3 separate regions of the Homo sapiens genome follow, and all the other regions are linked to region 2. A link is a contact called in ENCODE Hi-C or POLR2A ChIA-PET data. All regions are on one chromosome and are shown on one strand. Each heading gives the region's core, a stretch centred on a gene start or an enhancer-like site at or near the end of the contact. The rest is flanking DNA. Distances are from core to core; before and after follow the strand shown.

Region 1 (2,711 bases), core at 31-2,530, 150 kb after region 2:
TGTCAGTTTTTATGTGTATATGTATGTTCATTTTGTTTCACTGCAGAACTTCTCAGAGTCTTTAGAAATATCACCAGGACAGGGATACAGTATGCAACAATCCCCAAATATATTCTACTTTACTTCTGTGTACCTATTAATATTTTGAAGAAAGTATTAAATACAATACAGTTGGGAAAATATTTATCGAATATCAAAATAAATTATTGGTGGATAAACAAGTTACATGTTAACACACCATGAAATCTAGAAGAAAGTAAATGTAACTACCAAGGCCAGGGGCAGTGACTCACAACTACAATCACAGCACTCTGGGACCCGGAGAAGGGAGGATTGCTTCTCGGGCCAGGAGTTCAGGAGAAGGCTAGGAGTTCAAGACCAGCCTGGTGGCACCCTGTCTCTACATAAAAATGAAAAAATTAGCCAGGTGCGGTGATATGTGCCTGTAGGCCTAGCTACTTGGGAGGCTGAGGCAGGAGGATCACTTCAGCTGAGGAGTTCCAGGCTACAGTGAGCTATGATCATACTCCAGGCTAGACAACAGAGCAAGACCCTGTCTCATAAAAATTTTTAAAACGTAACCATCAAGGCCAGGCGCAGTGGCTCACGCCTGTAATCCCAGTACTTTGGGAGGCCAAGGCGGGTGGATCACCTGAGGTCAGGAGTTCGAGACCAACCTGGCCAACATGGTGAAACTGCGTCTCTACTAAAAATACAAAATTAGCCGGGCGTGGTGACAGGTGCCTGTATGCCCAGCTACACGGGAGGGTGAGGCAGGAGAATCGCTTGAACCCAGGAAGCAGAGGTTGCAGTGAGCTGAGATTGCGCCATTGCACCCCAGCCTGGGCAAAAAGAGCGAAACTCCATCTCAAAAAAAAAAAAAGTAACTATCAAATATCTTGTGGAGGTGTGCTATCTAGGGCAAAGAAAAATGGAATAAATTTTATAAAATAAAATTTTCACTTAGAAAAAGATTCACTGAAGTGTAACCAGGAAAAATTAAATTATGTCAAAGACCAACAAAAATAGAGAAAGCTTGCATGGTAAATATAATAAATGGTTGCATAAATACTATACACAAAATATATAGGGCAATGGACATGAAGAGGTTACTAAGAGAAAAGGTAACAAGTAACTTTCTTGTGTGCATCCACTATTGATCTACTTCAGCTGTTTATTCTTCAGAAACCAAAAGGAAATTCAAGCTTGGGTTATGTCACAGCCCAGCTCTTAGAATAAAGAGCAAAATTCTTAACCGGGCCTACAAGAAGCAGATGTGCAGCCTCACTTCTTCCCTCTCCAACTCACTGTGCTCCCGGCCACCCTCTTCTTTCAGTTCAGAGATGTGCACTGCAGCCCTTGCATGGACATGCTGGTCGGGCTTCTAGGTTCTTTCTCTTTGCCCTCTCACTCACTCTCTTTCCTTAGATCACTCTCACAACGCTTCAGTTCTCAAATCAGACTTTCCTTTCTCAGAAAAGCCTTCCCTGATTGCAATTTAGATTTAGAGTGAGACTCTGGGTTTAGATCAGATCCTCCTTTATGCACTCGTATCTCCCTTGCTTTCCTTCCACAGCATTTGCCTCAGTTTTTAGCTTGGCATTTGTGGGACAATTCATTAAAGTCTAATCCTCTCTCTACCTAATAAACTGTTAAGCTCCATAAGGCCAGGGATCTTGACTGTTTTGTTTTTCCTTGTATCTCCAGCACCTAGAAGGATATTGCAATTTTCTAAAAACAAAGCAACAGGGAGAACAACAAAAATACATTTAATAAATGCCAAAAAATAATGTTTGTCTTTGAGGGCCATGAGATTATAGGTAATATTTTCCTTTTCCTACTTTTCTGCATTTTATATATAGTACACGTGGTAATAAAAACAAAGTTACTGATAGACCTACATTTAAATAAGTAAATGTAAGTGAAAATCAGAATTTTTAAAAAGGGGAGGTGAAACTTAACCTTACGAAGAATTAATTCAAATAGCAAACTTCTCATATATTTATCAACATGGAAAATATTCATAATACACAGCTAACTGAAAAAAAGCATACCATAATATAGTGTACCTTGTATAAAGTCATTTCTGTATAACTCGGGAAAATGCTAGAATTTCATACAACACAGTTTTAACAGTGATTATTTCTGGATAGTAGAATTGGGGTGCTTTTTGCCTTTGTGTTTTCCTACATTTTAAAATATTTTTTGTATTGTATATTTGTCAGGGAAAAAATGCTAATCTTTTTGAACAGCTATCTCCTCTTGTGCTTTTACAATACAGTTCAATTTGCAACACATTTTCAGGAACACATCAATTTTTTCAAGTAAGGGATGCCTTATGTTAAACTAGCCATTTCCTACTGTGTCACATCAATTACTTTCTATGGTTTGTTTTATTAAAGAACACCTGAGCAAGGGTACCTCACATAAACTGGAATTATTATATCAATGTTTTTAAAAAGCTTTTTAGCACTGATAATATATTATATTTTAAATAAATTGTGCTATCCCCTTCATCAATATTAATTTTCTAATACTGCAGAACTAAATGTTACTGTCATCATGTGTTATCACTTACTCTTATATCTTAAAATTTTCCCATAAAATGATTCATAATCTAAACTAAGAGGAGAAAAACAGTTTTGAAAAATGTTCTACAGAACATTATTTTTCACTTATTCCAAATAGCACAACAAGAAGGTTTGCAGGAA
Region 2 (2,700 bases), core at 23-2,522:
CCTCGAAGGGGAGGCCTGTAGATGTGCCTCCGTGTGAAGTCTGCAGGGGCCTCCCCACTCACCTTCCGCACCCAGTTGGGCATGACATGGGTGCTGGGTGAGCGGTGGTGTGTGTTGATGACGATGACAGTGATGATGATGGAGGCAATGACGAACACCATGGTGAACAGCATGTATTTTCCAATCAAGGGCACAGCACTGGACGTGGAGGGGATCAGCTCCACGATGACCAGAAGGAACACAGTCAAAGACAGTAAGACAGAGATGCTCAGAGTCATCTTCTCCCCTGAAAAGACCAAAAAAAAAAAAAAAAATCCCACAACTACCCATCTGGGTTGGGCTGCAGTGTTCCTCCCACCCCACCATTTATATGTGGAAGTCCTGAGTCCTGGGACCTAAGAATGTGACTGTATTTGAAGACAGGGACTTTAAGGAGGTAATTAAATGAAAACGAGGTGATATGGGGTAGTGAGTAATCAAGTATGACTAGTGTCCTTATAAGGAGAGGAATTAGGACACAGATGCATAGACGGAAGGCCATGGGACACAGGAAGAAGATGGCCATTACAAACCGAGAGAGGCCTCACAAGAAACCAACTCTACTGGCACCTTGATCTTGGAATTCCAGTCTCCAGAACTGTGAGAAATTACATTTCTGTTATCTAAGCCTCACAGCCTATGGTGTTTTGTGTGGCAGCCCAAGCAAACTAATTCACCACTGAAACCCAAGGGTAAGAGGAATGTGACTGACATGTTCTCAAAGCATTATTCTGGGAAATCTCAAAGCATTTTTTTCTGCAGAATTTCCTATGTAACCACCATACCTTAACTTTTCTGACAGCAGCCAGTGGCAAGCATTTCCATTAGAGGCTGCCAAGCAGAAAACGGAACAATATTTCATCTCATGCTCCAGATTTCTGATTCTTGGTGGAACCCAGGGAACTGAAAGGAGTTCTGGGTGGACAAGCTGGACTCGGTGTGGCATTTCCCTTCTGCAGCAGGATGCATTAAACCTCATAAAACGGAACCACCCCTGGCCTATTTCTTACCCAGCAGATGAATGGGCAGCCCAGAAGTACACATATCTTTCTGTTATTGAGGGAGCAAGCTGTAAGACCAAAACCCAAGAAAAGGACAAAATCCGGAAGGCTAAGGAGTTCTCCTTGACGTCCTGAGTGATCTTCTGATACAGTGGTTTCACACCACTCGCTGTCTCATTTTCATATAAGAGGAAGTTTGTCTTCTCACTTATTTCTTGTTTTGTTTTTTTTGCATACTAAGGGAGCAGGGATTTCCCCAGCCCCCACCTCTTTTCTGCAGGCCCTTTGATCTCAGGAGAGTTTTGGCTGGGCAAACTTGGCAGCAGGAAGGTCAGGGGCCGAATGGCACTGAGGTAGTTTTGTGAGGCTTGACCACCTTAGGTGCAGCAGAGAAGCTCTGGGAGGGACTTTCCCTGGGCTGGCCTTGCTGTTGGTGCTGCTGGAAACCCTTGTGTTACCCTGCTTTCAATGATGAAGCTGTCCCCTACTGGCTGCTTCCGGATGCTAGAATATATATAGAATATGTATGTATGTATACGATAAAGAGTGGAAACAAACAAGAAATTGTCAATTCTACCTGGTGGGTAGGAAAACCTTTCAAAGTGAAAAAGAATACAATTACAAATACAAAATATTTGTCCACTTATATAAAATTTGTTGATTAATAATAATGATAATAATAATAGCCAACATTTATCAAGCATAATTTTTGTGCTAAGTGCTTTTCTTTTTTCTTTCTTTCTTTTCTTTCTTTTTTTCTTCTTTTTTTTTTTGTGAGGGAGTCTCACTCTGTTGCCCAGGCTGGAGTTCAGTGGTGCCATCTCAGCTCACTGCAACCTCCGCCTCCAGGGTTCAAGCGATTCTCCTGCCTCAGCCTCCCAAGTAATTGGGATTACAGGCACGTGCCACCACACCTGGCTAATTTTTTGTATTTTTAATAGAGATGGGGTTTCACCATGTTGGCCAGGCTGGTCTCAAACTCCTGACCTCAAGTGATCCATCCGCCTTGGCCTCCGAAAGTGCTGGGATTACAGGTGTGAGCCACTGCATCTGGCCCCTAAGCACTTTTCAAGCACAAATCATTTAACGTTTATAGAGACTCTTGTTAGTTCCCATAATGCCCCGACAGTGTTTTTATTTTAAAAAGTTTCATTTGAGGGCCTGGTGCGGTGGATCATGCCTGTAATCCTAACACCCCGGGAGGCCAAGGCAGGGGGATCACTTGAGGCCAGGAGTCTGAGACTAGCCTGGGCAACATAGCAAGACTCCATCTCTATTTATTTATTTTTTTAATGTAAAAAAGTTTCATTTGATTAGAAAGTTGAAAGAATTGTGTTTGTGATTATTTGTTTAAAAACAAGTGCAGGGCAGGCACAGTGGCTCACACCTGTAATCCCAGCACTTTGGGAGGCCGAGGTAGGCAGATCTTTGAGCCCAGGAGTTCGAGACTGGCCTCGGCAACATGGTGCAACCCCGTTTCTACAAAAAATACAAAAATTAGCCGAGTGTGGTGGCACATGCCTGTAGTCCCAGCTACTCAGGAGGCTGAGGTGAAAGGGTCACTTGAGCTCAGGAGGTTGAGGCTGCAGTGAGCCGTGATCATGCCACTGTACTGCAGCCTGGGCAACAGAGTGAGACCCGGTCTCAAAACAAAAACAAA
Region 3 (2,700 bases), core at 37-2,536, 140 kb before region 2:
CCTACTATCCAAGCTATACTCTTAACCTGCTGCAAAACACCTTGTGGAGGTACATCTTACTCTTCACTAGCATTGTTCACTGCAATGCTTTCCAACCTCTGTTTGCACCAATGTTGAGATTAAGTTTTCTCCTATGTTCCCTCTGCCCCAATATCTTGAGAATATAGATGAGAGTTTCTCAGAAGTTCTAAGATGCACAAAGATGAGAATATCTCAAAAATATTTACAGCATAAGTAACATGGAGAAGTTCAAGCAATGGAGAACAATAGCGACATATATTCATTCTACTCTGGATTCTGTGACATGTATATAATCAGTCTTAAAAGCGCAGCTTTAAAAAAGTTTTAAAGTTATGACTTTATTCTAAAATGCCACCAAACCATAATAAAGACAGTGTACAATATATTACTTAGGGAAGAAACTGATACCTGTTATTGCTTTGCTAGAATTTGGGCTTAAAAAAAAATAAAGTTGATAAAAGGATGGGTCAATTCAGTGGTGATTTGCCTCAAGGATAACTCCTCCCACTTCCTATACAAAATAAGCAATTACATTAAAAAAATACAGTCAGAATTTTATGGAATCACATCAGTTTTTAATGTATGAATCAGAGAACATAACAATCACTATAAATGTAGCATGGTTATGTATTTTAAGTCTCTAGTCCTATTTTCCTTAGTGTAGGCATAAAAGTTCTTAAAGGCTTAGAATTTACTCTTAAAATACTATAAAATATTACTATTTTTATGACAAAAGCAATTTATGAATTTATGGAAAAGGAAATATTTATAAAATATGTTAGTAAAAGCACTGTTTATGTTTGTATAGCAACATTTAAAAGTATTCAAAGGTCATTCATTGCTAAAAATATTTAAAGCAAAATAAAAGGGAAGTTAAAAACAGCTTCACTTAAACTTGCAGTTTCTAAAACTTATCAGGACCCAAGAGCCTGGAAGTATCAAAGATTAAGTGGAAATCCATATTCAAAAGAGTTCTGTGGAATTCTTATAAAGAGAAGAGCAGGCAAAGGTCATCGGAGGACATTATTTTAGCTGAAATTCTGAGTATCATTCAAACAGGGGAGCCAATGCTTGGTATTAACAAAGTGCTGTTTTCTACTGCTGAGCTCAGATGACAGCCCACCCTCTATTTGCCAAAATTAGTGGATGAGAAATCATTTCATGAACTCATCCAAAAACATGAAGTGCACTAATAAAGCTTTACTGCCATCCCTCAGTCATCACTTTGCTTGGCTAGGCTGGTGGCCAGCAGGAATATCTCCCTCTACAAAACTGTTTCAAAGTAATGACTTGGAGGAAGTGGTGTGCTGATACCATGAAAAAAAATTCCCTCAAACACAAAGATAGTTCAAAAAGCATCTGTATATGGCTCAGAGGAAACAAACAGCTCAGCTCATTTCAACTCAAAAGAAACCCAAGAGACCAGTTTACCTTGGCCATGGTTACACACATGCAGGCAAACTTAAGGTTGGCATTTATCCAGGGATTTTGATCCGTGCCAAAAGGGATGATGAGTTATCCATCCTGAGGTCAAGATGGAATAAAGAAAATACACTGAAAGAGAATCATGTGTCTATAAGAGGATTTCACACCTTCCTCTTCACGAGACAGGGAGGCCTCGACCCCTGCTGGAATGGCAAGTCTGGCGTCCCTTCCTGAAGCCACTACTAGATCAGAAGTCCACTCTGAGCCTCCATCACATGGTTTCTCCCCTGCTGAGGCCTTTCCAGTCTTCCTTCCACAGTGTGGTCCTTAAGGAGCTAAGGAGGGAAGAGGATACCTAAAGCACTTGTTTGTCAAGCTTGGGCTGAAATACATCTAGAATCTTTAAGATGACCAACATTGAATTTTCCATTTTTGAGCGTTTAAAAATATTCTTCAAATTAAGGGAATACATAAGCAATAAAGACCATGTTTTACTGGGTTTTGAAAATTATTTAGAGTTTTCTGTAAAAGCAGTTACTTTTCTGAGAGAACAGGTGGCAACTGCTACCAAAATTTCAAAAAGATCCTTATTTTTATTTTCAAATAACTTTTATTTGACAAGAACTTTGTCAGTAATGGTCTTTAAATTCTTTTCAATCCTGGCTTTGTATTGCTATTTTGAGGTGTTTCTTGCTAACTGGATTAAGGAAGCCCAAAGAGCCCTCTGGTTTTGGTCATCAAGGAAATTTGTCTCACAACTGATGATTTATTTGATTTTTTTTTCATTTTTTTTAATAGGAAGACAGGAAACAGTGATAAACCTTTAATATCTGAAACTTGTGTCATTGACCTTCAACTACATAGTGAGGTTTTCAGTTCAGAACATTTAGGGCCCATGTTACATGTGGGGATAATTAAAATGTTTTAAGTGATGCTTTCTATTCTTCAAGTGTTGGCCATAATATTCAAGCTGGGTACAAGCAGCAGAGATTTTTGTCTGAGCTCAGTCCAAGCTCTGCAGTTTCTGCTGTTTGTCTTTCTAGGTGGCACCAGTCAGTCATCCTCTGCAGCTCATGAAACCCAGCATAACCTTTTGGGCTGCTCTGGAAAAACACATTGAGCAATAAGGGTTAGAATACTTTGTGTTCAATGTTTCCAGTGCTACTCTCTGGCCAGGAGAAATACCAAATCATAGGCATCTGGAAAAGAGAGACAGCCCAGAAAGAATGATGATGTTACAAAGCCTGTGAGCAC

The links. Hi-C counts contacts between places; a loop is a spot of excess contacts on that map. ChIA-PET counts read pairs that join two places held with the same protein, here RNA polymerase II (POLR2A). Pooled maps may share reads with other maps.
Region 1: a map of naive thymus-derived CD4-positive, alpha-beta T cell shows a loop between it and region 2 (5-fold over the local background). The contact joins two enhancer-like sites. A Hi-C loop is called at or near these places in 1 of 168 maps with a recorded cell type or tissue (naive thymus-derived CD4-positive, alpha-beta T cell) and 11 of 50 pooled maps. POLR2A ChIA-PET finds 5 or more read pairs at or near these places in 3 of 52 experiments (A673, activated CD4-positive, alpha-beta T cell and common myeloid progenitor, CD34-positive).
Region 3: a loop to region 2 is called in a pooled map, with 5 times the contacts of the local background. The contact joins two enhancer-like sites. A Hi-C loop is called at or near these places in 4 of 37 single-sample maps with no recorded cell type and 8 of 50 pooled maps.

The regions. Positions count from the first base shown.
Region 1 is chr2:174,899,936-174,902,646 of GRCh38, forward strand. All of the region lies in intron 5 of CHN1 (chimerin 1), which reads right to left. Among named protein-coding and RNA genes, the nearest start is that of CHN1, 100 kb to the right of the region's middle. Within about 2 kb of position 1,281, at least 4 of the 41 ENCODE cell types and tissues checked have a DNase peak (open chromatin) inside an H3K27ac peak, as active enhancers do.
Region 2 is chr2:174,749,884-174,752,583 of GRCh38, forward strand. It overlaps CHRNA1 (cholinergic receptor nicotinic alpha 1 subunit), which reads right to left. Exons shown (of 9, transcript NM_000079.4): 7 at 63-286. Among named protein-coding and RNA genes, the nearest start is that of CHRNA1, 13 kb to the right of the region's middle. RefSeq lists an enhancer at 1,235-1,414. Within about 2 kb of position 1,273, at least 3 of the 41 ENCODE cell types and tissues checked have a DNase peak (open chromatin) inside an H3K27ac peak, as active enhancers do.
Region 3 is chr2:174,614,750-174,617,449 of GRCh38, forward strand. It overlaps a transcript of WIPF1 not described here. Among named protein-coding and RNA genes, the nearest start is that of WIPF1, 18 kb to the left of the region's middle. Within about 2 kb of position 1,287, at least 7 of the 41 ENCODE cell types and tissues checked have a DNase peak (open chromatin) inside an H3K27ac peak, as active enhancers do.